Linked DNA regions of Mus musculus: regions 1, 2, 3, 4 and 6 are each linked to region 5. Evidence: chromatin loops called from intact Hi-C (ENCODE). Cell type or tissue: gastrocnemius. All regions are shown on one strand. Each heading gives the region's core, and the rest is flanking DNA. Links, peaks and the distances in the headings are about the cores only. Region 1 holds the start of Ddit4 (DNA-damage-inducible transcript 4). Region 2 overlaps Anapc16 (anaphase promoting complex subunit 16). Region 3 holds the start of Anapc16 (anaphase promoting complex subunit 16). Region 4 has its middle 23 kb from the start of Psap. Region 5 overlaps Dnajb12 (DnaJ heat shock protein family (Hsp40) member B12). Region 6 overlaps Ascc1 (activating signal cointegrator 1 complex subunit 1).

The links. Peaks named below come from ENCODE experiments on the same cell type or tissue, not always from the same donor. Only the 100,000 strongest peaks of a DNase experiment are listed, where the experiment ranks them.
Region 1: a loop joins it to region 5, with 6 times the contacts of the local background. A loop is called at or near these places in 26 of 42 quality-filtered maps.
Region 2: it touches region 5 in a loop (4-fold over the local background); 24 of 42 quality-filtered maps call a loop at or near these places.
Region 3: a loop joins it to region 5, with 11 times the contacts of the local background. A loop is called at or near these places in 26 of 42 quality-filtered maps.
Region 4: a loop joins it to region 5, with 3 times the contacts of the local background. A loop is called at or near these places in 8 of 42 quality-filtered maps.
Region 6: a loop joins it to region 5, with 10 times the contacts of the local background. A loop is called at or near these places in 20 of 42 quality-filtered maps.

Annotation. Positions count from the first base shown.
Region 1 is chr10:59,948,508-59,953,619 of GRCm38, forward strand. It overlaps Ddit4 (DNA-damage-inducible transcript 4), which reads right to left and starts at 3,263. Exons shown (of 3, transcript NM_029083.2): 1 at 3,190-3,263; 2 at 2,810-3,065; 3 at 1,168-2,522. The coding sequence starts at 3,005. The coding sequence ends at 2,029. In gastrocnemius, for the core only: a CTCF peak has its summit at 2,305 (motif pointing left); DNase peaks (open chromatin) are centred at 1,013, 1,773, 2,316, 3,414 and 1 more place; H3K4me3 peaks cover 4,000 bases; H3K27ac peaks cover 4,000 bases.
Region 2 is chr10:59,989,702-59,994,813 of GRCm38, forward strand. It overlaps Anapc16 (anaphase promoting complex subunit 16), which reads right to left. Exons shown (of 4, transcript NM_025514.3): 3 at 1,132-1,206. Among named protein-coding and RNA genes, the nearest start is that of Ascc1, 11 kb to the right of the region's middle. In gastrocnemius, for the core only: no CTCF peak of the experiment used is centred there; no DNase peak of the experiment used is centred there; H3K27ac peaks cover 2,359 bases.
Region 3 is chr10:60,003,017-60,007,016 of GRCm38, forward strand. Anapc16 (anaphase promoting complex subunit 16) reads right to left here and starts at 119. Exons shown (of 4, transcript NM_025514.3): 1 at 1-119. Ascc1 (activating signal cointegrator 1 complex subunit 1) reads left to right here. Exons shown (of 11, transcript NM_026937.3): 2 at 1,779-1,911. The coding sequence starts at 1,803. In gastrocnemius, for the core only: CTCF peaks have their summits at 591 (motif pointing right) and 2,488 (motif pointing left); DNase peaks (open chromatin) are centred at 93 and 2,456; H3K4me3 peaks cover 1,191 bases; H3K27ac peaks cover 1,255 bases.
Region 4 is chr10:60,252,304-60,257,415 of GRCm38, forward strand. No RefSeq gene overlaps it. Among named protein-coding and RNA genes, the nearest start is that of Psap, 23 kb to the right of the region's middle. In gastrocnemius, for the core only: no CTCF peak of the experiment used is centred there; no DNase peak of the experiment used is centred there.
Region 5 is chr10:59,892,629-59,897,740 of GRCm38, forward strand. Dnajb12 (DnaJ heat shock protein family (Hsp40) member B12) reads left to right here. Exons shown (of 9, transcript NM_019965.3): 4 at 44-229; 5 at 310-389; 6 at 1,603-1,712; 7 at 2,960-3,132; 8 at 3,722-3,873; 9 at 4,863-5,112. The coding sequence ends at 3,843. Gm46226 (a long non-coding RNA gene) reads right to left here. Exons shown (of 2, transcript XR_001779776.1): 1 at 5,048-5,112; 2 at 1,254-1,957. Among named protein-coding and RNA genes, the nearest start is that of Gm46226, 2.6 kb to the right of the region's middle. In gastrocnemius, for the core only: a CTCF peak has its summit at 2,354 (motif pointing right); DNase peaks (open chromatin) are centred at 546, 1,722, 2,352 and 3,918; H3K27ac peaks cover 2,637 bases.
Region 6 is chr10:60,064,321-60,068,320 of GRCm38, forward strand. It overlaps Ascc1 (activating signal cointegrator 1 complex subunit 1), which reads left to right. Exons shown (of 11, transcript NM_026937.3): 9 at 3-88. Among named protein-coding and RNA genes, the nearest start is that of Spock2, 40 kb to the right of the region's middle. In gastrocnemius, for the core only: a CTCF peak has its summit at 2,409 (motif pointing left); a DNase peak (open chromatin) is centred at 2,416.

The sequences.
Region 1 (5,112 bases), core at 636-4,635, 56 kb after region 5:
GTCCAGGCAAGTCTGGAGTTGACTCTACAGCCCAGGCTAGCTTCAAGCTCACTATATAGGTTGGATTCATGGCAATCCCCCTGCCTTCGCCTCTCAAGTACTGGGATTCCGGTTGTACATTGACTGTCACACCTGGCTTCTAACTCAGGTTTACTCATTTTGGGGAATAAGCTCTGAGGATTCTATGAAAGAGATGTGGGTCTCCTGGGCTACCCCAAAGGTCAGGTCCTGGATAGAATCCCCGAGGAAAACCAGATGTTTTTAGTCTCTGCTTTCAGCTCACTGGAAGGATCTGGCTTTCCTTTGTGGTTGGTGGGAGATGTGGAGATAAGTCTAGGGTCTTTTACTTGTCAGGCAAGTACTTTACACTGAGCTACATCCCCAGCCTGAGGGAACTGTTCTAACTAAGCCCTCCAAAAGGATGCAAAACCAAGAACCGTTTTTTTACAGTCTTGGGGCACACAAAGGCAGTCTGGGATCAGGAAGAGAAACAAAGGAGACAGTCATTCTCCAAGGGCCACTTGGTGTGGGTGGACTCTGGAGTCGGGGACAAGTGAGAAAGGCCTTGGCCTTCTTGGCTCAACTCCAACATTTCTGATAAGAAACCCAACTCCAGCCTTCTGTCTGGGAAGGAAGTCAGGGGTCACCCTCGTCATCCCCCTGCCTTTGTATGGTCTCTGCTCCTGCCTGGGCCACATCTCCTGAGCCTAGGTTTCTTGCCTAGGGAGAGGTTTAAACTGAATTGTCTTTTGCAAAGGTCTCTTAACCTTTTTTTATACCCAGAGATAAAACCATACCCTTGACTATGTACCACATCAGTCTAGACTTTTCCTCAGAGAAAAGGCCTTAGGCTAAGGAGACTGGGCCTTCTCACCTGGAGAGCAAGGTAACCCTCCTTGTAGAGACTCAGACTTCCAGGGAGGTCTGACTCATCTTTCACCTTCGGGTGCTTTCCAGCACATTCTCCTGGTAGCTCCACTCAGCAGAACTGAGGGACCTTGGCTCTGATGGCACAGTTCCCAGGTTGCCAGGCAGTCCAGGAGCTCTGATGGCAGTTACCAGGCAGTCAGGGGACACACAAGTGGCCCCTGAAATCTGATGAAACTTGTGACCAGCACCCACCACTCTCCCTTTTCATTTATGGCGCCGATGAGACTCAAGTGTTTTAACAAACATGTTTATTAGAAAAGTAAAAATATTGCATAGGTCTTAATACTTGAACATCAAGTGTATTCATGAACCGCGAGTAACTTCATGTAAACAGGTTCTAGATGGAAGACCCAGGTGGCACTCCTCTGGGAAAAGAGGGTTCCAGCCCCCCACCCCCACCCCAGCCCCTCTCCTCACAGTTGAATCCTCCAGTACATGGGCACCGGGATGGGCTGGCTGCAGCTCCCAGGTGTAATTTTGTTTCAAGTGTCGAAGATCCCGAATGATCCTAACACCCACCCCATTCCTACTCTTACATTCATGCAGTCTGTAAGATAGCTGCCTCGAACAGGTCAGTAGTGAAGCGCCGATCCCCACCCCCCAAAACCAAGATACAAAACAAATGACAAAACACACTAGGTCCTTTCAGACCAGAAGATACACAAACTGTCGGCCACCTCCCCCTGCCTCCCCCCCAGCCCCCAACCCCCAGCCGGGGCAGAGGCCAGTGCAGACCAGCTGCCCTTCTGGCTCTGGCCCACAACTGCTGTTGTAACTTGTCAGTAATAAAAAAAAATAAGGTACATGCTACATACACATCCAGCCAGAAGCCTGTGTGACTCCTAAGCCTTTGTTTCATGCTACAGTACTGAGGGGCGTGTGCCCCAACAGGGAGCCACCTGCATACAACCTAGAGACTTCCTGGAGAACACTTCCTTCCCCCACCTGGCCCTGCGCCCCTCAGGTGGCTATCGTCAGTTTTCTAACACAGGGGACAGTCCTTCAGTCCTTGCCTGCGGGTCTCCACCACAGAAATTCCTTGTCTTCACTTTGGGGGGCAGTGAGAAACCCTCCCCGCACCCCACCCCAGGATGTAGTTCAACACTCTTCAATGAGCAGCTGCTCGGAGCTGTAGAGTTTCTTCTTGATGACTCTGAAGCCGGTACTTAGCGTCAGGGACTGGCTGTAACCAGGGACCAAGGAAGAGTTGGCAGAACTTAACAGCCCCTGGATCTTGGGCCAGAGGCGAGAGTCCAGACGCAGCACCAGGGTCAACTGAAAGGTGGGCACCAGGCTGGGGTCGAGGGCCAGCTGAGCCACGCTATGGCAGCTCTTGCCTTGCTCCACACACACGTCCAGCAGTGCCCCCCGCAGGCCGCACGGCTCACTGTATGCCAGGCGCAGGAGTTCCTTGCCCACCTGGCTCACCAGCTGGCTCGGCATGAGCAAACGCGCAGGGCGCCGCGAGCCCAATCGCGCCTGGGACAGGCTCTCCTGCAGCAGCTGCATCAGGTTGGCACACAGGTGCTCATCCTCGGGGTCACTGAGCAGCTCAAAGTCGGGCAGGGACACCCCATCCAGGTATGAGGAGTCTGGATAGAGAGAACACAGGGAAAGGGTATTGTATTAGAGCGCCTTCCACAGGAGCTGTACGGGCGGGGGAGGTGCAGTTTGCCTAAGCAAACAGTGTCCCTTTCCACTCCGTGCCTCAGTTTCCGCCCCGCAGTCTTGTCTTCTAACCCTAGAGTAATCTGTTTTTTCGTGCTGGGGTGGGAAGCCAAGGTGGCTTTGAGCCGATTCAGCTCGCTTCGTACCCACCTCCCGGGACCCCTCCCACCCCCCATCCCCGAACCCAATTCGGCCCCGGCTGAGTGCTCACCTTCCTCCGGCCCGAAGCCACTGTTGCTGCTGTCCAGGGACTCGCAGTCCGAGCTCTCCAGGCTCGCGCAGCGGTCAAGGCCCTCTTCTCTGGCTGCAGACCCCCAGGCGGAGCGCGGCGGCCGATCAGCGGCCGGAGTTCGAGACGAGGACGAAGAGGAAGAGGAGGACGAGAAACGATCCCAGAGGCTAGGCATGGCGGGGTCAGACGCCAGGACGCTGGCTGCTAAGGTCCGAATGAAGGCGCACAGAAGCCGCTGAAAGACAAGAGGGACAAGGATTTGGCGTCAGTGTCGGCGTTGCACAGGATTGAGGGCTCTGAGGCCCCAAGAGCCGAGGTCACTCCCCGACAAGATGTGCACACCCGGGAGGGACACTCACCAGCTAGCGCGGTCAGCGAAGATTGCGGACAAGAGCGCTCTGCCTCTCGAAGGGTGAGCGAACTGGTGCCAACCCCCGATCGCTGCCCGGACCTGTCCCTTCGAACCCTCTCGCACCTCCCCCCTGCCTGCTGCGATCCCTAGCACCAGCGAGCAGCAGCCTATAAGGGCTCTCCCGGCGAGGCCACGCCCCCTCCAGGTCGCAGCCCAATCGAGACCCGGGAGTGTGGCCCACCTCAGCCAATAGGCACCGGGCGCACGTTCGCAACGTTCTCTCCTGCCTGGTGACAGCGGCCTGGCCCCGCCCCCACGGAGCCCCAGAACGCTCCCGGCCGAACCCCTCTCCCCTCGCCTTAGCTTCGGCCACACCCCCTTTCTGGAAGGGATCCGAGGCGGCTTTCAGCAGCTGCCAAGGTCCCTGAGGGCGCTCGCGGTAGGGGAGGATCAAGGAAAGACTTGTTTATTATAGGGGCGCGTTGCTGGGGGAGGGGACGGCCCGTGACTGCACTGAAAAGAAGAGTTGGGGGACCTGGTGCGGCTTGAGCAGGGGAGAAAGGTACCCCTAGCTTCTGGGAGCCCAAGGGCCAAGGACACTACCGGGCGCACAACTGGATGCCCCATGGGACCGTGGCGCGGCGGCAGACGTTACTCCGTTGTCCCATGAGCATCAGTCCCACGCTGTCTTTGCTTCTGACACGCGATGCACTTTTGGTAATAGGTCCAAAGACAAGGCATCTCAGGGCCATCGGCTCCCACGTCCCCTCATCAGTGTTCCTGTTACTCTGCAGCCCCGGGGGAGCAGGGTGTAGGTTCAGGAGGACATCAAGTGCTTGCCAATTCGAGATTGTCCTCTAGCAGAGGGTTTGGGTAGGAGTTAGAGTTCACGGACTCCGATTCTTAGCGCCTGGTCCACGGCCAGGGAACAAGGGCTCACATCAAACCGACACAGTGACCCACCCGCAGGCCTTAGGGGGACAGAACACTGCAGGGCCAAGTGCCTCCCAAACCCACTGCGGCAGAGCCCCTGGCGTCCGCCGGGTCCTAGAACCCCTCCCATGCTTTGTGTTAAGGGGGGGAAAAGCGGCGGATCGGGGGTGGGGGGTGGGGTGGCAGGAGAATTCAATTCAATGGAACCCAGGACCGAGGTCTTTGGAAAAGTCCAAATGCAAGAGCCATATGGGGTTTCATCATTCAGGCGAGGCAACAGGAAATATAGCCTGGCAGCGATGCTCTAGGGCTGATAGCGATTTGTTTAGGGTAGGAGGAGATTCAGTCGGACTAGACCTGTTTTTTTGTTTTTTTTTTTGTTTTTTTTTTTTATAAAAAGGTTTGTTAATGTAGGACACTGGGACCCTGATGGAAGAAAAGACCAAACTTACATCAGACACTCTGGCCCGGCGGGCAGGAACCAAACCAGATCAGACAGGCAAGCATCACATCGCTACAGGGCAGGTTTGCTTTGACACATGACACTTGCCAGGGAAGTCAGGCCACTGTCCTTTCCAGCCCCACCCCCACTGCCCAATTTCATCTTTTGGACGGAGTTTCACGGCTGGCTGGCCTGGAACTCCCAGAGATTCTCCTGCCTTTGCCTTCCTAGTTCCAGGATGACAGTGAGTCACGAAGCATAGCTCCTACCACCGATATTTTTAAAATTAAAATTAAAAGCCTGACTTTTAGAACAGCCAGGTCTTAGAACTGCAAAAGGATGGGAATCCAAGCTCTCCCACACGTACTCTCATTTTACAGGTGGGAGACACATGGTCAGGGCAGTGGTGGCACACGCCTTTAATCCTAGCACCTGTGAAGCAGAGGCAGGCAGATTTCTGAGTTCGAGGCCAGCCTGGTCTACAGAGTGAGTTCCAGGACAGCCAGGGCTACACAGAGAAACCCTGTCTCAATAAACCAAAAAAAAAAAAAAAAA
Region 2 (5,112 bases), core at 619-4,618, 97 kb after region 5:
TCAGCCGGCTCACAACCTGACATCACTGCATCTGACATCACTGCATCTGACATTGCTAGGCTTTTGAGGCACTTGTTCTCACTCACCCCCCACACATGGACTGCATACCTACACGTATAATTAAAAGAAGAAGAAAAAAAGAGAGTGTGAGCGTGAGAGAAAGATAGACAGAGGGATACACACAGAGGCAGAGGCAGAGATGGGAGGAGGAGGGACAGAAGGAAGGTGTGAGGAGAGAGAGAAAGAGTGAGAATATAAAACAAGCAAGGTGTGGGAGTTCAAGCCTAGCACTTGGGAAGTGGAGGCAGGAGATGTGCTCAGAGTTCCAGGCCAGCCTGGGCTATACAGTGACTTTTTTTTTTTTTTTTGGTTTTTCAAGACAGGGTTTCTCTGTGTAGCTCTGGCTGTCCTGGAACTCACTCTGTAGACCAGGCTGGCCTCGAACTCAGAACTCCGCCTGCCTCTGCCTCCCAAGCACTGAGATTAAAGGCGTGCGCCACTACTGCCTTGCCACAGTGAGTTTCAGAGTGAAGAAACAATAAAGAGAAAAATACAGTTATGATAGGCTGCGGAGGAGCCCAGTGTTGGAGCACATGCTAGTACGTGCCATGCTCCTTGTTTGAGCCTTAGCACTGGAAAAAGCAAAAAGATAATTACCATCACCACACTCTTACACGCGCTAGGTGCTAAAGAGTGGAGCTGGACTTCGGGCTCATGCCTAGAATCCCAGCTCTCAGGTGGCTGAGGCAGAAGCTCCCATGGTTTGTCCCAGGAGGACTGGTGCATGTGGAGACTCGGTGAAGTGCACGTGCCACCCGGGACTCAGGTTTTGACAGGGCAGAAGGTGCTTCAGACACTAGAAGACAGTGGCCCCTGAAGGGATGAAGTAGCCAGTCTCAGAAGGAAGAGGCCGAGGCAGCAAAGGAGCAGGTAGCGGCGGCTCCCCTAGAGAACTGAACCCGGGCCTTCAACTTCCAACCTCCAAGGGGATTTTCACGCTCAACAAGATCTTAGAATGCTCTTCAATTCAGAAGGTCCTCTTAACCAGTGTGGGGCTTTGGTCACAGCACTGCCCTCTCATAGTCTGTGTCCCTTCGTTTCCCCTAAGTGTACAGCAGCTCCTGTACTTACCATGCTTCACCTGTTTAAGCGTGGATGCCACTTGATAGCTAAACACCGACTCACAGAGGAATCGCTCGGAGCCATCTACAAGGGAAAGGGCACAGGCGTTAGTTTTAATGGCTTCTGGAAAAGCAGGAGAGGCTGTCCACTCATTCCGTGTCTTCTACACTTGAGGTCTAAGGTGTTTCTGGTGAGAACAAAGGCGATCCTTTAGAACACTGCTTCTTAAGAGCTACCTCTTCTATACCTAATATTAAAATAGTCCTACTTGTTTGGGAGTTCAAAAATAGTGTTACAAAAACAAAAACAAGAAGCCCTAGCCTGATGTCCTAGTTACCACTGCCCGCCTCCTGACCTGTTCTCTTCTGTACACCTGGCAAACAAGGCAGCAACAAGCTGGCACACCCAGCTATAAGGTACTTTTGTGACTTACTGTGACAGAACTCCAATTACTTTCATTCTAAAACACAGCCAAGGGAAAAACAGCTGTTGACTTTTAATTCATCAAATTACATCATCATGACCATCAGCAAACCTTGCTGGGAAACTTCATTCTGTAAGGACGAATGGCAAGCTTGACCTTCCAACCAAACGGAGCACTGCAGTCTGGATCCCGATAAGGGAAATGGTGCAAGCTCAGAGCCTAGTGCCAAGCTAGTGCCAACAACTGCCAATAAGAAGGTGGCTAGCTCAGTCATGCCACCGTCAGTGCAAAGGCTGGTCCTACAAAACACAGCCCCAGAGACATAAGTCACGTAGGAAAAGGCAGCAACCCCCCAGGGCAAGTGTTTTATTGCCCAAATTCCCAGACAAATGGGAGAGAGGACACAGCTGTCTCTCTCAAGGTAGGAGTTCACACTAGCACTGCCAGATGTCAGCACCCACTCATCAGGCATGGCCCGGTGTGTCACGGGGATTAAGTGGCACGGAGATACTAACACGCTCTGGCCTCATGCTGAGTTTCACACAGATCTTTCTTTACAAGTCTGGGTAATCAAAGGGAAAAGTCCAGATACTGAGTCTACCTGAATGATGTGGACACACAACCAGAAAGGCTTCCTGTCTTACGACCTTCAAGTCAATGCCAGAGAAAGAGAAAAACAAACAGAGAGGGGGTGAGGGGCATCACACTTAGGATGAGAGGTCTCTAAGTTCAACCCTCCCACCCTTGGCTTTTCATTCCCCTTTCTTGAGGTAAGATCCTGAGCACCACCATGCCCAGTGTACCCTGTGCTTCTGATTGGTGTGAAGATCTGCACATGCTAATGACATCAACTGTATCTAGAGAAGGGCAGAGAGCAGTGGGCAACTCTAGAGCCCAAGGGGAGGGAGCTGCCGAGAACCCTGACACCAAAGACGCGGTCGGTGGACTATGCTCTTGCATGGCAATGCCACACTGGCATCCTTCTTAAAGACTCATCTACAGCCCACGTGTAGGTCGAGGTGGCCTCTCAGGCGGTGGTCCTGAACTGCAGGAAGTGGGAACTATGGGCTGTTAAGGATCAAGTGCTGTAAGGAGGAAGTGCTGCCTCCCACCCTCTTTTAATCACTAGGATACCGCACTTAAGTTATCACACTGGCCTATCCTTGGTACTGTGTTCCAAAGCAAAGACAGCAGCTCACACTCTCCCACACTTGAGGCCCAAGACCACATTCCTGTTCACAGGCAGCAGTGCACTGACTACAGAGCCTAGTGCTTCTTTTTTATTTTTGACTTATTCACTCTACATCCCAGGTCCACTGTTTCTGAAACCACATCACATCATGTGTCACATCAACCAATCTAAAGGCCGGGATTTCTCCAGAGAGGGGTCGGCCCGAGGCGGCCTGTGTATAACCCACACCAACACACCAGTCAGCCGTGCATCAGCTTTCCCTTTAAAGGACAAGCAAAGATTCCGGGTGGTGAAAAAGTTCAGTAAATGGCCCAAATCCAACTCTATCACCAAGCCCACTCAATTCAGTGCTAAGACATTTCATTTAAAAGCTATTACTCCCTAGTAGGCAATGAGACAACCCCAGGTGATTTATATGAAGCAGTGGCCTGTGAGGTCCCTAAGATACAGCCACTTGTGGGCTGGAAGGCAGCCTCTAATTTGCTCACTAATAGCTGGGTGAGAGCAATGCTAGCAGAGGGCAGGACACTGTTAAATCTTGCTGCATGCTGCTCTTAGCAGACAGCAGATGTAACAAGAAGTTCATCCCAGAGGTTAAACATAGGTTGTTTGGATTTATATCCTAGATTTAGGGGCAGGCAACAAACATCAAGTTGAACCTGTTAGGATTATGACCCACACCCAACCTTGACTCTTTCTTCCTTCCTTTGTTTTTTTTTTTAAAGGATTTCTTTATTTTATATATGCAAGTGCTGTTTTCATGCACACCAGAAGAGGGCATCGGATTCCATTACAGGTGGTTGTGAGCCACCATGTTGCTGGGAATTGAACTCAGGACCTTTGGAAGAGCAGCCAGTGTGCTTAACCACTGAACCATCTCTTCAGCCCCACTAACCTTGATTCTTAAATGCTTTTGCTCTCTGCTGCCCCTGCCCTCCTCCCCCTGCCTTTTAAAATAAAGTCTCACTCTGTGCCCAGGCTGGCATGGCAGTCTCTAGATAGTTCAGGCTATCATCACACTCAGAACAGTTCTCCCATCTCAGCCTTCTGAGCACTGGGGTTTCTTGCTTTCCATCAGCGTGCTCTGTTTCTATTTTCCTCTTCCATTACACTAATGTAAAAAAAAAAAAAAAAAAACAGGGCTGGGGATGTAGCTCAGTTGGCACCATTGGGCTTGGACCCCAACTCGGAATAAAGCAGACAGAGTAATAAATAATCTATGTCTGTAGTCTCAGCACTTGGGAGGCAGGAGGAGGAGAATAAGAAGCTCAAGGAGTCAGAGGTCAAGCCTGGACTACACAAGACTCAAAACGAAATGAATTCAACAACGAAGAAGAAAAGGCTTTGATGCAGGCATATTAACCTATAACAGGGTCACCCCGAGATCTGACATTCCTGTCAACTCACATTTAGGAGTGCTTCATGGAAGGACACACACAACTCATATGCAAATACCATGCCACTTCACAGAAGAGACTGAGCACCTGTTGACTTCAGTATCCATGGAGATGAGGCACAGGTGTGGAAGTCGGAGGTGGTGTAGGAGAGGAGGCTGAAGCAGAGCCAAGCCCCAGCAGATACTGTGAGGGTAATGGTGGTGTTTTCATTTTCTTTTTTTTTTTTTTTTTTTTTTTTTTTTAAAGATTTATTTATTTATTATATGTAAGTACACTGTAGCTGTCTTCAGACACTCCAGAAGAGGGCGCCAGATCTTGTTAGGGATGGTTGTGAGCCACCATGTGGTTGCTGGGAATTGAACTCAGGACCTTCAGAAGAACAGTCGGGTGCTCTTATCTGTTGAGCCATCTCACCAGCCCCGTGTTTTCATTTTCTTAACTAGGCATTTATTACTTATGTATGGGTCCTCATGGGAAGGTCAGAGGACAACTTTTGGGAGTCAGTCCTCTTCTCCCACCATCAAAGCCACAAGTCATACTTAGGCGGTCAGGCATGGTGCCAGGTACCTTTTGCCAGCAGAGCCATCTTTTCTGTATTTTACCAGACAGCCCCTTTTCTGTATTCTTGATATTCAAAAGTATGTCAGATACTTGCTTTGTCGAAGTCAGTTGTCTTTCATTGTAAGCAGCTTTTAAGATTACTGGGGAAACTGGTTAAGAGAGGCCATAACTACACCATGAATTTACACGTGGTAAATCCACCATACGATAGAATCCAATTGACTCCTCAGTGAGGTAATGAGAACGTCTAGATAGAGGCCTGTTAGACCATGAGCTTCTGACGGACTTGAATCACTTTTTTCTTGAAGCAGTGTTAAGCACGGATTCTTCTCTGTTCTATAAAGCTCGTTAAGCAATTTAAATGCCTTCAACTTGCCATTTGTTTTGTGGCTGGCCTCCTTAACTACATCGCTGCT
Region 3 (4,000 bases), core at 1-4,000, 110 kb after region 5:
CTCGCCACGACGTAGACGGCGGCGTGCGCGCGCCCGCCTGAGCTGTGGGAGTTTGATGGCGGTGCTGCGCCTGTCCCTGCGGCGGTGAGGGCTAGAGGGCGGTGCTAGCGCGCATGCGTGGAGGGGGCGGAGCCCGGCTGGGCCAGACCGAGCTTTCCGAGAACACTTCCGGGTCGCTGTGGCTGCCCCGCCCCCTTCCCCGCCCCAGTCCCCCGCAGTTTTGGTTTTCTTGCGTTGGTGCTGTCTGCTCCGCCTCTCTAGCGTAGGATGTTCAGCGTTTGCTTTTTATGTGAGAATTGCACGAAAGCATATCCACTTTTCCCTCTTCAAACACCCATGACCCAGGGCTAGTCCGCTCTCCTCCTTCTGCGCAGTCTCTGCCTGGAGCTGCTCAGGAAAGGTACCACTGTGGCTTCGTGCTCAGTGCTCACACTTTGTAAAGGCTCCTTTTCGACAGAACGTGGTTTTTGAAGTGGGAAGGGATGCTAAAGGAGTAGCACACCAGGGTGGCGCGGCACAAGACTGTTAATAATTGCATCCCCCTGCCAACGTTGATTTTCTGTTTTCTCAAAGCACGAACCCTCTTCTTGCGTCCTGCAGGTGGCTGCGGATTAGCGACTTGACTGAGGGTTGGGTCAAGCATTCATTTGGAAGGGATTGTTAGGCCTTCTTTGGTGGAACTTGTTAAGTACGTGAACTTGTAGCCGCAGCCATCTGGGATGGGAACATGGGGTAGTTTATCAGGAGCCTTTAATTCCGAATTATTGATTCAAGCGTGAAGCCGTTTGTTGTGTTCTGGAGGCAGTGGCCTCGGGAAACTGTTCCTTCTCAGTACTGTGTTGGTCCGAGAACTGTGTTAGTAAGTCATATTTTAATTGTACTGTGATAGGGAAATAAATCTGATTGGAAGGTATTTATTTCTAGCATCTTTAAAACGGCTTACCTCTCTTCCGCGGGTATTGTACCGATGGTTCCTCAATGCGTTATCAAACTGGATACGATAAAATATCATACTGGATAGGGTGAATGAAGCACTCTGCTCATACTTAGGTGGCTAGCAAGACCTCACCCCCTATAGGTTAATCAGACACCTATACAAGAACTTACACTGGTGAGCTCATGGAAAGCGACACTATTTTTGCTTAGGATGTGCTGTGAACTGCCCAGTTGAGGCCTACATAATGGAGTTTTTAATTTAAATTTCTTATTACATTTATTTATTTACGAATGTAGTCTGTGCATATGTTACCTGCCTACACAGCAGAATTTTTTTTTGTTTTTTTGTTTTTTGTTTGTTTTTTGTTTTTGTTGTTTTTTGGTTTTTTTGAGACAGGGTTTCTCTGTATAGCCCTGGTTGTCCTGGAACTCACTCTGCAGACCAGGCTGGCCTCGAACTCAGAAATCCACCTGCCTCTGCCTCCAGAGTGCTGGGATTAAAGGCGTGCGCCACCACGCCCGGCTAGCAGAATTTTTTAAATTTAAAATTTTATTACATTTATTTATTTAGTCTATGCTACTTGCCTACATAATGGAGTTTCTTTTAACTTAATTTTTTATTACATTTGTTTGTTTATTTCCATATTTTGTCTGTGCGTTTGCTACCTGGCTGCATGTGTAGTCCAGAGGACAACCTGCAGGAGTCAACTTTTTCCTTCTGCCGTGTGGGTCATCGGCCTTGGGAGCAAGTGCCTTTACCTGTTGAGCCATCTTAGTGACCTAAGTATTCATTGTTTAATTAAAAAAAAAAAAATTAAACAAAAGGGCACTTTCTTTTTCAGGACTTTCCTGGAACGTCATTTGTCATGGATGTTCTACGCCCACAGATTGTAACGTTCGATGGACGGAATTATAGAAAGAATCCCATCCAGGAGAAACAGTACCAACATGAAGAAGACGAGGATTTCTATCCTGGTAATCCTGGGGGGTCTCTTAGGTCCCACAAGAGGGAAAATGTTCTTTGTACTGTAAGGGTAATTCTTTGCTTTGTTGCTGCTCAGTGGGTCTAATAAAGCTGACCTCAGATGAGGTGTTCCTGGCTGCAGTTCGTGTGTCAAGATAGATTTCATCCTGGACAGAGGCCTCAGTGCCACGTAGAGTAACTTTTCATTATTTTTATTATTATTAAAAATTATTTATTTTATGTGAGGACATTGTAGCTGTCTACAGACACACCAGAAGAGGACATCAGATCCCTTTACAGATGGTTGTGAGCCACCATGTGGTTGCTGGGAATTGAACTCAGGACCTCTGGTAGAGCATGCAGTGCTCTTAACTGCTGACCTATCTCTCCAGCCCTCATTATTATTTTTTAAATATGTGTGTGTGTACATGTGATCACGGGTGCCCAAGGAAGCCTAAAGGGGTGTTAATTGGATCTCCTGGAACTGGACTCACAGGTGCTTCTGAGCCACTCAGTTGCAGAGTGCTGGGATCAGAACTCAGGTCACCTGCAAGACCAATAAGGGCTCTTAGCTGCTGCGCCCCCCTGTGGAGTACTTGTTAATTACTACTGTTACCTATAAATATTCTGTGGCAAAATTAAACCCCTTTACCTGTGAAATTATAAAAGAATATGAATTATTATTATTACTAATTTTTTTCTTGAGACAGAGTCTCTCTATTATGTAGCCCTGGCTGTCCTGGAACTCACTCTGTAGATCAGGCTGCTCTTGAACTAATAGAGATCCACCTGCCCCTGCCTCCTCAGTACTGGGCTTAAAGGAACGCATCACAGTGCCTGACTAAGAATATGAATTATTAAAATAAAGCCCTGAAGGATTTATTCCAGTGTCAGATAATATTAACTATTGTTATGCTAGTTTTTTTCTTCCTTCTTTGTAGTCATGCCTTGACAGGTCTAAAGACACAACTAACTTTATTTAACATACAGTAATTTTGTAAAAATAAAACAAAAACTAAACAACTAAATAGTTGAGGTGGATCCTAACTATTTTCAGGGCTATGACTGTGGGGTTAGGTTTAGTGTATAAGCAGAGCCTTTCAGGTTCTTTGCAACTCTTCCTTTTCAGTTCCTAAGGGTTTCTACTGAACCTTAAATCTTGGGGTCCCCCCCATGTGATCCTTTTGACTGCCCACTGTCAGCCTTGAGCTCTTTGAGCTTTCCAGTATTTTTTTTTTAATTAGGTATTTTCCTCATTTACATTTCCAATGCTATCCCAGAAGTCCCCCATACCCTCCCCCCACTCTCCTACCCACCCACTCCCACTTCTTGGCCCTGGCGTTCCCCTGTACTGGGGCATATAAAGTTTGCAAGTCCAATGGGCCTCTCTTTCCAGTGATGGCCGACTAGGCCATCTTTTGATACATATGCAGCTAGAGTTAAGAGCTCCGGAGTACTGGTTAGTTCATAATGTTGTTCCACCTATAGGGTTGCAGATCCCTTTAGCTCCTTGGGTACTTTCTCTAGCTCCTCCATTGGGGGCCCTGTGATCCATCCAATAGCTGACTGTGAGCATCCACTTCTGTGTTTGCTAGGCCCCGGCATAGTCTCTCAAGAGACAGCCATATCTGGGTCCTTTCAGCAAAATCTTGCTAGTGTATGCAATGGTGTCAGCGTTTGGAGGCTGATTATGGGATGGATCCCTGGATATGGCAATCACTAGATGGTCCATCCTTTCGTCACAGCTCCAAATTTTGTCTCTGTAACTTCTTCCATGGTTTTTGTTTTTTCGAGACAAGGTTTCTTTGTGTAGCCCTGGCTGTCCTGGAACTCACTCTGTAGACCAGGCTGGCCTCGAACTCAGAAATCTGCCTGCCTCTGCCTCCCAAGTGCTGGGATTAAAGGCGTGCACCACCACTGCTCGGCGAGCTTTCCATTCTTTGTCTCTCCCTCCCTCCGTCCTTCTCTCTCTCTCTCTCTCCCCCCACCCCCGCCTCTCCCCCCTCCCCCTCTCTCCCCTCCTGTCTTTCTCCCCCTCCTCTCCCTATCTCTCCCTCCCTCCCTCCCTCCCTCCCTCTCTCCCTCCCTCCCTCCCTCTCT
Region 4 (5,112 bases), core at 419-4,418, 360 kb after region 5:
CTGGAGAGAGATGGCCCCTCGGCAGATGGCCTCTTGCTGCAAATGGCTTCTTGGGCCCTAGAAAGATCGCCCTGAGGACAGGCAGGGTGTGTGTGACCTCATAGTGTGTGAATGATCTGAATAATAGCGACCGACCCAGAGCTCCAGCTGCTGCTGGTTAGCAGGGCAGGCACACCTATCCCTAGAGCACTACTGTGTGTGTGTGTGTGTGTGTGTGTGTGTGTGTGTGTGTGTGTGTGTGTGTGTGTATGTGTGTGTGTGTGTGTTTGTGTGTGTGTGTGCATGTGCCAACTGTGCACAAGTATGGCCCCACTCAGGCCTAGGGCAATGAGGGTGCTCCTGCTCCGGCTAGGGGAACCCATCACCCCTGCCTGTCCCATGGGTAAGGTTTCTGATCCCTTTTCTCAGGAAAGCTGTAGTGCAGGTGACTGGCTTTGCACACAGTAGTAATTTCGAAAGAGGATGGATATTGCTCAGGGCTACAGGCTCAAGGAGTCTTGTGCAATGTTGGGGGCAGGGGAGGAGGTGGTGGCCAGAAACTGTTGGTGTCGCTTCCCTAAGCATCCTGGGCTGCTCTCCCCAGCTTAACCTCCAAAAATGCCCTGTGTGGGGGAACAGAGGTCAGGAGGTGGCTCAGCTTTTTGTTGGGCGAGGATCCAGGAAGCAGCAGACCAAAGACTGATTTAACCAATCAGTTGGTTGACTGATTGACTGATTGGGTTTTGAGATAGGGTTTTGGGTGGCTGTGGCTGGCCACAGCTTCTCTAGGTAGCCAAAGCAGGCCCTGAGCTCACAGAGACCCACCTACCTCTGCCTCTGGAATGCTGGGATTAAAGGCATGTATATCACCACTGCCCAGACCTATTTATTATTTACTGAGACTCCCTCATTCTGTAGCCCAGGCTGGCCTGAAACTTGTAGTAAAAGCCTTCTTCCTCAGCTTTCTTTAGTGCTGAGGTCACAGGCACAGATCACACCCATCTGGAATTCTTGGAACCTAGGGAACCCACCTTACTTACAGTGATTAGCTAAACCGCACCCTTCACATACCTGCGATCCCTGTTACAACAGAAACAGATTTTTTTTTTCAAACAAAGCTTAATGCTTCACTGTTGTAATCCCGGCCATCAGCACCAAAGTGAGGATGGAGACTTCCGGGTTAGCCTGGTCCACACAGCAAGATGCTGTAGCCAACAGTAAGCTTTAAATATTCAGCCTTATTAAGGCTGCAAATATAAGTTGCTTTCAGATAGAGGCCTTTTTACGTTTCCCCTCCTCTTCATCCTTTCTTTTTCTTTCTCCCTGCTTCTCTCCCTCCCACAATTACTCTCCATAGATTACAGCATATTGCTGTTGTAATCTGTGGACTGTTGGAAACAGAAGCAGACACCCACAGCCAAACATGGGTCAGAGGTCAGGGACCACAATGTAAGAGTTGGGGGGAGGATCGAAGGAGCTGAAGGGGATGGGAACCCCACAGGAAGAACAGCAGAGTCAACTGACCCGGACCCCTGGGAGTCTCAGAGACAGAGCCACCAGCTGAAGAGCATACACGGGCTGGACCAAGGCCCCTGGCACATGGGTAGCATACGTGCAGCTCAGTCTTCGTGTGGGTCCTCCTACAACTGGGGCTGAGGCTCGTCTCTAAAGCTGTAGCCTAACTGTGGCCCAACCGGGCTGTCTTGTCTGAGCTCACAGAGACCCACCTACCTCTGCCTCTGGAGTGCTGGGATTAAAGGCATGTATATCACCACTGCCCAGACCTATTTATTATTTATTGAGACTGAGACTCCTTATTCTGTAGCCCAGGCTGGCCTGACACTTGTGGTAAGCCTTCTTCCTCAGCTTTCTTTAGTGCTGAGATCTCAGGCACAGATCACACCCATCTGGAATCCTTGGTGGAAGAGGATGCACCCAACCCTGCAGACTTGATGTGCCAGCATAGAGAGGATCCCTGACGGAGGCCTGTCCTCTCAGAGGAGAAGGGGGGAGATAGGGGGAAGGACTCTGTGAGGGGGTGGGGGTGGGGGTTGCGGGGGCTGAGAGAGTTGAGGAGGGAGGGAAAGGGCAGAGTTTGGGATTTAATTAATTAATTAAAAAATTATTGGCCACCCCATCAACCCTCTATAACTCTACTTGCAGGGGATCTGATGCCCTCCTCCGACCTCTGAGACTTCAGGCACTATACACAGTGGTCCACAACATACTCTCGGGCAGAAGAGTGGTTCACAGAAACTAAAATAAATGCATCTTTTTAAAAAAATGGCCACCAGAAGATTCTTTTTTTGTTGCAGAGCATAACCCCTTCAAGCCGGCTCCTCCAACAAGCCCTTCACGGACAACTCCGTGACCGGGGCAGGTACTCTGAGGCCTGACCTCATTGTTCTGTTTGAATTCCCAGAGTACTGCTTGTGGCCTTTACAGACATTTTCAGCAGTGGGACCATCATGGGGGATCAGGTGTGTGTGTGTGTGTGTGTGTGTGTGTGTGTGTGTGTGTGTGTGAGTTCTTGAATAGAGGGAGGCAAAAGGACCGTGAGTTCAAGGTCCTTTTTGAGGATGCACGGCAAGTTCAAGGGTACCTTAGGCTACAAGAGACCTTGTCTCAAACCCAAACTAAAGTCAGGTGTGATCCATGCCTAGGACCCCAGCACTTGAGAGATGAAGGCAGGAGGATCAGAGTTCAAGACTAGCCTTGACTACATAGTACATTTTAGGACAGCCTGGGCTATATAACATCCTATCTCAAGTTTGGGAGTTGAGTCAGAGGTTATGAGCACTGGCTGTTCTTCCAGAAGACCCAGGTTTAATCCCCAGTGTCTACGTGGCAGCTCATGGCCATCTGTAACTCCAGGCCCAGGGCGTTTGATTTCCTGTTCTGGCCTCTGCACACTGAATGAATGTGGTGTGCAGATAAATAAGCAGATAGAACACTCAGACACATTTACAAATAATAATAATAAAGGATGAAAAAAACCTAAAACAACAAACAAACCTAGAGTAACCAAACCAAGAGGCCAGCGGTGGCACACACCTTTAATCCCAGCACTTGAAAGGCAAGGGCAGCCTGAACTACAGAGTGTGTCCCAGAGAGTCAGAGCTACACAGAAAAAGCCTGCTTTGAAATAACAACAACAAACAACAATCAAAGCATTCCGTATTCACAGTGGAGCAGGAAGCAGAATGAGTTTAGGATTTGTGAGGGACTGGAGATATAGCCCGCTGTGATCAGGGGGTTAACCGAGGGCCTTGGGCTAGCCCATAGGCTTTCCCACTGAGCTCCGTCCCTAGCCTCACTCTGTGGCTCCGACTTCCCTACTGAAATCCACTATATAGACCAGGCTGGCCTCGAACTCACAGAAATCCACCTGCCTCTGATTCTCAGGTATTAAAGGTATATGCCACCACACCAGTTAAAATTATATTACACACATTTATATGTATTTGTGCACACGTGCATGTCACATCAAAGTTGTGGAGCTCAGAGAATTCATGGGAGCTGGCTCTCCCATTCTACTGTGTGTCCTGGGGTTAGCATCAGACATACGGACGATCTCTAGTCTTTTACTACTCTTGGCTCAAGTCCTTTTTTTGGGGGGGGTAAATTTTGTTTTGTTTTGTTTTTTTGAGAGAGGGTGTCTCTGTGTAGCCCTGGCTGTCCTAGAACTCACTCTGTAGACCAGACTGGCCTTGAACTCAGAAATCTGCCTGCCTCTGCCTCCCGAGTGCTGGGATTAAAGGTGTGTGCCACCACATACGGCTGGCTCACGTTTTCTAACGATCCATGGTCTTAACCACTCCGCACCTCAACCTTCATGATGAACATTTCTATATTTAGTCTAAGGGACATACGGTGCCTGCTGAGATTCCTGGTGCTTCTTGAGAAACCGCCCTTTGTAAGGGTGAGGCCCATCTGTATTGCCTTCCCTGTCCATGAACCACCTCACCCATGAGGTAATTGTCCCCTTCTAGTTCTGGTAAGACCAGTTTGTTTTCTTAGGGATTCAACCAGCCCCAGGGCTGTTCAGGGAGTGATAAGGCTTATCTTTGGCTGAAATTGGATCCAAAAGCTTACCATGGACCTGTTTTTCTGAGGCAGCTTCGGCCTTTTCCCATCTAGAACCCCGTCTACTACAGGGTCCTGTTCCTGAACACAACAATCACGATGTTGTAGGAACCCAGTGAAGGGAGAGACCAGTCTAACCGCCTCATCAATCCAACTGACTATTGGTCAGGAGGAGTGTAATACAGGGGGGTTATAGCTTCTATTCCTTAATTAAGTTTTTCTATTTTCTAAGTATTTTTGCCAACAAAATGTCCTTTTAAGAATCATATAAGTAGGGCCGGGCAGTGGTGGAGCATGCCTTTAACCCCAGCAGTCTGTAGGCAGAGGCAGGTGCATCTGAGGCCAGCCGGGTCTATAGAGTGAGCTCCAGGATAGCCAGGGGTGCACAGAGAAACCCTGTCTCAAAAACAAACAAATTGAACACATGCACCCAGGTTATTTGTTACTAGACACCCTTGCCCTTTGCCCCTCCTCCAGATACCTGTTCTAATGGCTTCTTCCTGATACTCCAGCCCAAGTGACCTCCACTCCTCTCTGCCTAAAGTGGGGGGCTGTGCCCTGCCCCCTGTCTTTAGCATTACCTTGCTGTACCTCCTGAGTGCTGAGATCAAAGGGGTACACTGCCCAGGACGATCACTTTAATATCACAGCAATTAAAACTTTCTCTTCAGGACCGCGTTAGGAGCCTCTGTGGGGCTGAGCGTGTAGCTCAGAGTGCTTGCCTGGATTGAACAGAGGCCTAGGTTCAAACCCAGCACTGAGTAAACAGGGTATGCTATAATCTCAGAACTGGGGAGGTGGCATCTCAGGGGCATCAGGAGTTCGAGGTCATTCCTTGTCTATATAGTGAGGCCAGCCTGGGTTACCTGAGATTCCCTCTCAAACCAAACCAAACAACAAGAAACACTCTTAATGTGTTTTCATCATTATTTTAAATTTGTAAATGGAGCTGGGGGTAGTGGTGGAGGGAGATGGCCCAGCGAGTAAAATGCTTGCAGCTCAGATCCCTAGCACCAGAATTCGAACAGCCTGTGCAGTGGTGTACAG
Region 5 (5,112 bases), core at 484-4,483:
AAGCGAGCTCTTGGCTGTGCTAAGGCTGTTTCTCCCCTTGCAGCCATTGGCACAGCGTATGCCGTACTCAGCAACCCAGAGAAAAGGAAACAGTACGACCAGTTTGGTGATGACAAGAGCCAGGCTGCCCGGCACGGCCACAGCCACGGGGACTTCCACCGAGGCTTTGAGGCTGACATCTCCCCAGAAGACCTCTTTAACATGTTCTTTGGTGGCGGCTTTCCTTCCAGTAAGTCCACAGCCAGTTCTCCTTAGCGGTGGTTCTGGGGTCTGACTGCTGCAGCCCCTGACTCTATCTCCATGTTTCAGGTAACGTTCATGTCTACAGCAATGGCCGAATGCGGTACACCTACCAGCAGAGGCAAGACCGCAGAGACAACCAGGGTGATGTGAGTTGCCAGAGGCTGAGTAACACTCCAGCCCCCCACCCCATTCCACCCCCCAGGGCATGGGCCCCAGAGGAGGAGGGAGTCTTGATCCACTTAAGACCCCCCCAGCATTCTTAGGCCAAGTAGCCATCTTTGCTCCTTCCCAGTGCCATTCTGCCTAGGGACACCAGAGGGAGCCACACTCCGTGTTGCGTGATGCTTTGGCTTCTGTTGGGGGCATAAAACAAAGCCTCACCTCCAGGCAACGCATAGTGGGAACAGCTTCTATGGAGTCTATTTGTTCTTAAGACTGACGTAACATTTTCTGAGTGATGGAAAGTTAAAACATGATGAGAGGAAGAAAGAGGACCGTGTGGGTATTCAGCCTTCTAGGAGAGTGAGGAAAAGCTGTATAGCCAGGCAGTGTGCTTCAGACACATTTGGGATGCCACGGATCAACACAGCCAGTGAAGAGCATTGAACAGGGGGACACGTCCTTACGCATGCCTGCCCTTTTTCCTCCTTCTCCCTCCCTCCCTCCCTCTCTTCTATTCTTTTTCTTCCCCTTCCTCCTTTCTTCCTCTCTGTCTCCTTGGATTTACCCTGCAGTTGAAAACAACCTTGAAGCCCTACTTCCACCTTCCAAATACTGGGATTATGCCTCATCGACCTAGCATAACGCCCAGCACATCCGTTTTGTTAGGGGTGGGTTTGGCTTTGGATTTTGAGGCGCGGTCTCACTGTATAGCTCTGGCTGGCCTAGAACTTGCTGTACAGACTAGCTGGTCTGGAACTGCAACTCCCAACCCTTCTCCCGTCCCTGCCTCCTGAGTGCTGGGATTAGTGTATCTTTACATCTAACGTACAGAAGAGTTTAAAGTCAGATTCATGTGTAATGCCTTTATTTCTGGCTGTCCTGTCTTTGTTCTAAGAATCACACCCAAGGCCTTGTGGGTACTAGAACAGTTCCATGCCACAGACTGCATCCCAGCCCTTTAATTAGATGCTTTGCTGTCTGCAGAACATTTGTGTGGCTCAGAATTCAGAAAGCTGTGGATGGTGAGGGTCTGTGTCCCCGGCCTGCCACTTGCTCTCACACTCACACGTGTGCTCCAAAGCGGTTGCTTTGTCCTCTGGGAAAGCTGTCAGAGGGAAGGGAGGAGAGGGGGCTGTCCCAGGCAGGCGACACGACACTGTTCAGGGCTGTGACCACTGCTCTTGCTCTTCCCCTCAGGGCGGGCTAGGAGTGTTCGTGCAGCTGATGCCCATCCTCATCCTCATCCTCGTGTCTGCGCTCAGCCAGCTCATGGTGTCCAGTCCTCCCTACAGCCTGAGCCCGAGACCGTGAGTGCACGCCCCGGGCAGGGCCGGGCTGGGCCCCTCGCCATCTTGCATACCGTCCCCGGGCCGGGCCCCTTAGACTTTTGAGGATCATAGGCCTCGCAGAGAATGCAGACGAAGCTCCAGCCCTTTCCTTAAGGCAGCACACATGCACTGTCCTACGCGATTTCAGAAGCGTGACTCCCCGCCACTGTCCCCACCTTTGCTGACGCTGAGATGTCCTCTGCTCTTGAAGTCTGTTTGAAGCCCTAAGAAAGAAAGAACAGGGTATAGTCAATCGGGGGAGGGTGGCTTTGCGCCCCAGCTTCTGCATTGAGAGCCCTAACTCCACATAAGTTATGTAACCTCAGGTCCCTGGTCTGTAAAATGGGAACAATAGCATCCACCTGCTAGTAAGAGTTACTAAGTAACCCGTGTAAGGAGAGGTATCCAGCTCAGGGAAGTGCTCAGCAGTGTTTGTTGAGTGGTTGCCAAGCTCAGCTGCCAGTGGTTGATTCCAGGGAGTTAGTTGACCCTCTAAGATATCAGGGCCTCTCTTTTCCCAGGACCTGGAGCAGCAGGTTCTAGCTTCTGCTGGTGCAAGCCCTGAGCTCCAATCCCTTGGCCTGCCGCTGCCTGAGGACCCAGCAGGCTCCCTCGGCCAGCAGGGGGCAGAGTTGGTCTCTGCTGCCACAGCTGCCCTGCTTGCCTAGAGCCAGATGTAACCGCTCTCCAGCTAGAGATAGAGAATGCACTTTGGGGAGCTGCCTCCCTGGAGCAGGGACTCCTGTTGGGAGGTGTGGCTCCTGCTGCCCACAGGTCTTGTGCCCACGTATGCTTCCTGACATTTTGTGCCTTTTTGGATTTTCTCTTCTTGTGGGGTTGGGAATGAACTACTAACTCATGCTAATGTGCCATGCTGTTAGAGACACAGCTCTGTCCTCTTGTTTTGACCCGAGGCTCATTACTTTAGGCCGGCCCTCAGCATCTAGGAGCTTTGAGGCATGGAAGGCAGAGCCCACACCCTTGGCAAGACCAGCTTCCCAGACCAGAGCTTCTCTCCCCATCTGCCCGGTTCCCCTCAGAGCCCTGAAAAGGAGGGCGTGACATAGACTGAGCTATTCCTGCACTGGGGTGCTCTGCCTTTGCTGCAGACCTTCATTTTGGGGAGCCAGTGAGTTCCCGCTGCAGTGCAGAAGGGATCCAGCTCTTCCTGTGGCCTGGGTGGCACTTCCAGCTGCCCACTCTGTGCCTGGTGTGTTTCTGGTCAGGTCAGTGGGCCACATCCACAAGCGAGTCACTGACCACCTGAACGTCGCCTACTACGTGGCAGACACCTTCTCCGAAGAGTACACGGGCTCCAGCCTCAAAACAGTGGAACGGAATGTAGAGGATGACTACATCGCCAACCTGCGCAACAACTGCTGGAAGGAGAAGCAGCAGAGTGAGTGTCTCGTGTGTGCGTGTGTGTGTGTGTGTGTGTGTGTGTGTGTGTGCGTGTGGGCACGCACGCATCAATATGTGTGTGCATGCATATGTATGCATTGATGTGTGTATGTGTATGTACTCATGCATGTGTGTGTATGTCATGCAAATGGGTACATTAAGTGTGTGTGTGTGTGTGTGTGTGTGTGTGTGTGTGTGTGTGTGCTGAGAACAGAAAAACCCTTCTTTGGTTCTTCGTGGACCAAAGAAGTGCCCTGTGCAGTCATCTCCCTGCCAAGATCTGAACTCCACTCCTGGAGTTCCCCTAAGCTGCAAACCATTTGATGGTTTCGTTAAGGTCCTCATGTGTCACTAGTGCCTATCATTAAGGTTGCTAGAGATGAATGTATTAGAGACAGATTGCAAACCCCTAGCCACCCACTGGTTGTGTACCCAGTCTGTCTGGGACCATAGTCCTGACTTCCTGTTCCATCCTGGGAAGCCAATTCTGCCCCAACCCCTGGTCCTGTCTTCCTGTTTCCCCATGGACTCAGGCAGGTAAATGCCACAAAGTCCTGGGGCTCTGACCTCACCCTGTTTCTTTGCAGAGGAAGGCTTGCTGTACCGAGCCCGCTACTTTGGTGACACAGACATGTACCACAGAGCACAGAAGATGGGCACCCCGAGTTGCAATCGGCTGTCAGAGGTGCAGGCCTCCCTGCATGGATAGTTCTGGGCCAGCCACACCACCCAGGTCCAAGTATGAGCCAGGACTGCTTCTTTGCTGCAACTCCTGGCAGCCTTGGCCTTGGTCATGGGCAGAGGATGGAGGGAGGGAACCTGGTGATGATGGCAGAGACTCACCATCCTCACACTTCCAACCTCCAGAGACGAGGCAGTTCTGGGCACCTCCCCCAGCCCCATTGACCCCGTTGTCCCCTCCCCAGGGCTGCAAGGATTCGGGGGCAGAAGCCAGGCAGAGTGAGGACCTGTGCTTCCTCGACTACTCCAGTAATCAAACCACCTCAGCCCTTTCCCAAGCCTGGCTTTTGTTGCCTGTGCGTTCACACGTAACTGGGTCACCCACAGTCACCCACGGAAGTCAGAAAAACCCATGGGGAGTTAAGTGGGCAGGAGAGCATCCTTCTCTCTCCACCCAGGAAGGAGGAAATGGAGCAAGATGCCCAGTTCCATCAGCAGGCAGGAGGGGTCTGTGGGCCCTGACCACTCCCTCTCTGGTGGGACCTGAGGCCCTCACTCCAGTGCTCCAAACCTGGGAGCCAGGAAACCACGGGCATCCGGCCCCGCCCAGGCATCTCCCCTGTGGTCTTGAAGAAGGGAACAAAAAGTCACAAGTTCAGGGTCAAAAGAAGCTACTGAGCACAGGAGAGGTGGGGAAAAGTGAAAGTTGCTATTAACAGGCACCCCACCCCCTCCACCCCTTCCCTTGTATGTGGGTAATGGGCTTGGTGCCCAGTGCCCAGAGCAGGGAGCCTGGCTCAAGCCTAAAGGAGTGTGGGCAGAGCCAGAAGTTCTTTGCACTGGTACCCTGTCCTCCCCCTCCTCTGCCTGTGTCTCCTGTCACAGAGCCATTCACAGACTGTTTCAAGACCACTCGATAGCTAGTGTCAGCTCTGGGGCAGTGGTTGTACTGCAGAGGGATCGACCAGGGCCAGCTGCTGGGCTGTGGGGCTAAGCTGGAGGTGCCTGCCACAACCGCTCACCTAACTCTTTCCCTCTCCTCCCCAGACTATGAAATCCCTGGAGAATTTTTGGTGACACACACTGAGCCAGCCACAGTGATGGACTGTATATTTAAGGAAAGACATACACAGAAAAAATTTAAATGGAACTGGAAGCCAAACACCGCACAGCCATCCTCTCTCAGACAGTGAATGCAGAAAGCTCTTAGGACAGACAGACAGACAGCCTACCTCGGGCTGCTTCCTCCTCTCCCAGGGCAGGCAAGAAGCTCCGCATCACTGGCTCCTAGGATACC
Region 6 (4,000 bases), core at 1-4,000, 170 kb after region 5:
AGCGGAAGGCAGGTACAATCTCTACACAGCAGATGGCAAATATATCTTCAAGGAGAGAGAGTCTTTTGATGGCCGGAACATTTTAAAGGTCAGTATGATGTCGAGTGGCATGGAGGTCTTTTGGCGCATGCCCCGAATGAGGAAGAAGTAAGGTGTTGCCTTTTCACACTGCCATGCTTCCTGCTGCTTCTCCTGAAAGGATGCAAAGTGTTGTAGTGTCAGAGAGAGGGTGATGGGGGAGATCCCTAGATCCATCTGGCTGACCATCCATCCTCTTCGCACCTCAAGAGTGTTTGCAGTCTCTGACTTAAGAAAGACTAACATTTCCCAGTTACTTTGAGACTTGGTTTGAACCCAGTGCGTTTCACTTTATACTCTAGAGGTTTGAGCTTGCATTTTTAAAGTGAAAAAAATGTTTTGATCTAGTACATTTTTCTCTTCACCCACAGAGTTGCTCCCCAAGGTTACTTCTAGTCTATTTTTACTCAGGAGCAGCCTGTGTCCTAAAAGAAGGTAGTCAGTGTCTTGACTGCTGAGACCTCACTGTTCTGAATCACAGTCAACTTTGAGACAGGAAAATGCAAGTTCTTCTGCCCTGCATTCTCTCTCCTGCATACTGCCTCTGTTACAGCTGCAGCCAGGTGACATGCTGTGGCTCCTCTGGGCAGAGAAACAGACAGGTCATTGATGAGTCTCATGTTTGCTGATGGTTTAGGTCACACAGTTTCAAGGCCATGAATGTTTTCTAGAGGTAGAGAGGTGTGCATGTCTATTAGTCAGAGTTCTCTGGAGTGACAGAATTGATATTTACATTTTTATCTTGTATATATCTATCTCTGGATGGAAAGTCCATCTCAGCTGGTCTTCAGTACATACTAGAATCCCAGAGAAGTCAGTTCTGATACTAGCGAACTTGCTGACAAGAGTGAGAGCAAACAGGCAAAGGGCAAAAGCTTCCTTTGTCTGTGTCCTTTATATAGCCCGACAAGAAGGCATGGCCCAGATTTAGGGTGGGTTTTACCACATCAAATGATCTGGATTCAGATGACCCAGGCAAGGAAAAAAACTCCTCACAGGTGTACCCAGCCCTCACAGGTGTGCCCAGCCCTCACAGGTGTGCCCAGCCCTCACAGGTGTGCCCAACCCTCACAGGTGTGCTCAGCCCTCACAGGTGTGCCCAGCCCTCACAGGTGTCTCCAGCCCTCACAGGTATGCTCAGCCCTCATAGGTGTCTCCAGCTCTCACAGGTGTGCCCAGCCCTTACAGGTGTGCCCAGCCCTCACAGGTGTGCCCAGCCCTCACAGGTGTCTCTAGCCCTCACAGGTGTGCCCAGCTCTTACAGGTGTGCACAGCCCTTACAGGTGTGCTCAGCCCTCACAGGTGTCTCCAGCCCTCACAGGTATGCCCAGCCCTCACAGGTGTGCTCAGCCCTCACAAGTGTCTCCAGCCCTCACAGGTATGCCCAGCCCTTACAGGTGTGCTCAGCCCTCACAGGTGTGCTCGGCCCTCACAGGTGTCTCCAGCCCTCACAGGTGTACCCAGCCCTCACAGGTGTGCCTAGCCCTCACAAGTGTCTCCAACCCTCACAGGTGTGCCCAGCCCTCACAGGTGTCTCCAGTCCTCACAGGTGTCTCCTGCTCTCACAGGTGTGCCCAGCTGCTTTGGTTTTAGTTGACTCTGGGTGTAGTCAAGACTATCCATCACAGTGTGTAACAGTAGTGAGAGCCACTGCATCTTAGATGCGCTGGCCTTTACCCCTCCCTTCCCTGCTTTCATCCTAAAGGTTCTTCACAGAAAGCTCCTTTCCATGACTTGTACCACAGGCTGTTTGAGCTTCATTTGAATTCCATGAGAACCAAGTTGGTTTTAAGACATTCCTAAAGATTTCTTTCTCCATTGTTCTTTTAAAAAAAGAAAAAGAAAAAAAAGATATAACAAAACCAAACATAACCAAGTATAATAACAACAAAACCCAAGTCTGCCTGACACAGCTGGGCTAAGCCTGAAATCCCTCATTTAGGAAATGGAGGGAGAAGCATGAGGAAGTCAGAGTCCTCCACACCCATATAGCGAGACTGAGGCTGGCCTGAGATACATAAGACCCTTCCTGAAAACCAAAGAAACAAACAAAAGCTATGAACAGAAAATTCCCAGACCAAGGCAATAGAGGAAGAGAAGCATTGAATCCTACAGAAGAATGGAAGTGTTAATTACAGTGGAATTCATCATCAACCTGCCACAAGCCTATCATAGATGAAAAGCTAGCAGTCACGGTGAGGGTTCACACCTGTGGTAGAATGCTTGTCCTGAACCATAGGCAGGACTATCAGTTTGGGGAGAAAGATCCCTTGAAGTTTCCTGACCTGAACAACCCTGTGGTGATGTGAGTGTAGCTCCCTCTAGTGTTGACAAGCCACAGTACCCTTCCTCATGCCCAGGTGGGCTTTGAGCTGGGCCCAGTGAGAGTTTGGAGACATGAATCTCTCACACAGGGCCCACTGTGGTTAGACTTGCAGGAAAGCAATTTTAGTTATCGGCGCAGACTGGAATCTACAAGATACTCAGAACTTTGGGCTTTAGCATTTCCCTGCTGCTTTGTGCAAGGGTAGTCGGTATTTAGGTGGAAATCATGAGATATCTGAGGTCATGTCTGTCAGAACCAGAGTAATGCCTGATTAAAACTCTTAAGTTGGGGCAGACATTTGGGTGTGGGGCATAACACAGTGATAGAACAGGTGTCCATGTGTCTTAGTCAGGGTTTCTATTCCTGCACAAACATCAGGACCAAGAAGCAAGTTGGGGAGGAAAGGGTTTATTCAGCTTACACTTCCACATTGCTGCTCATCACTAAAGGAAGTCAGGACTGGAACTCAAGCAGGTCAGGAAGCAGGAGCTGATGCAGAGGCCATGGAGGGATGTTACTTACTGGCTTGCTTTCCCTGGCTTGCTTGGTTTGCTTTGTTATAGAACCCAAGACTATTAGCCCAGGGATGGCATCACCCACAATACCCACCCCCCCCATCACTAATTGAGAAAATGCCTTACAGCTGGATCTCATGGAGGCATTGCCTCCAGGGAGGCTCCTTTCTCTGTGATAACTCCAGCTGTGTCAAGTTGACACAAAACCAGCCAGTACACCATGTAAGGTGGACGCTGGGTCCAAGCTCCAGCAACAAAATCTTGACAATTAGAGTCCCGTTCTGAGTACACCAACTGGACAAGAGATCGCTTTCTGCTCTGAAGGCGAGGCAGCGGTTAGTCTTCCTGCCTCTAAGGGGGCACATTATCAGGCAGTTACAGTGTAAAATCATGGGCAGATGTGTGGAAGAAAAATGTGTGCCCTTGTATCCCTGGGCAGGGCACCCTCTAATCTCTCTCATTCCCCTTAGTTTAATTCTTAATCGTTAGTTTCAGGAGATAGAACCTTTCACCTGTGTTTCAACCAAAGGAATAAATCTCTCTAAAAAATGAAGGCATTGTGAGTGTAACTGCCATTCCAGCCCAGTGCAAATCCACCCAACATAACTGTAGTCTGCCACCGTATGGATTTGTTCTGCTAACTACAACATGAGAAGCCATGTTCTCTGAAACCCTTGAAATGAAAGAAAATATTCAGAAAACAGATAGATTGTTTTTATATTTCAACAATGAAATTTTTCTTATTTTAATTTTTGTTTTTTTGAGACAGGGTCTTATTCTGTAGCCTTGGTTGGCTTGGAACTCACTACGTAGACCAGGCTGGCCTTGAAGTCATGGAGATCTGTCTTCCTCTGCCTCCCAAGTCCTGGGATTATAGGCATGCACCATCACTCCTGGCTTACTTTGCATTTTAAATTGCATGTGGAGGCCCAAGGACATCTTTGGTTTCTCCCTCCCACCGAAAAGGTCCCCAGGATCTAGTCAGGCAGTCAGACTTGGTGGCACCTGCTTTTTTGGAATGAACTATCTCACAGACATCAAAATTATTATTTTAAGAAAGAAAAACAAAGGCACTAACAAG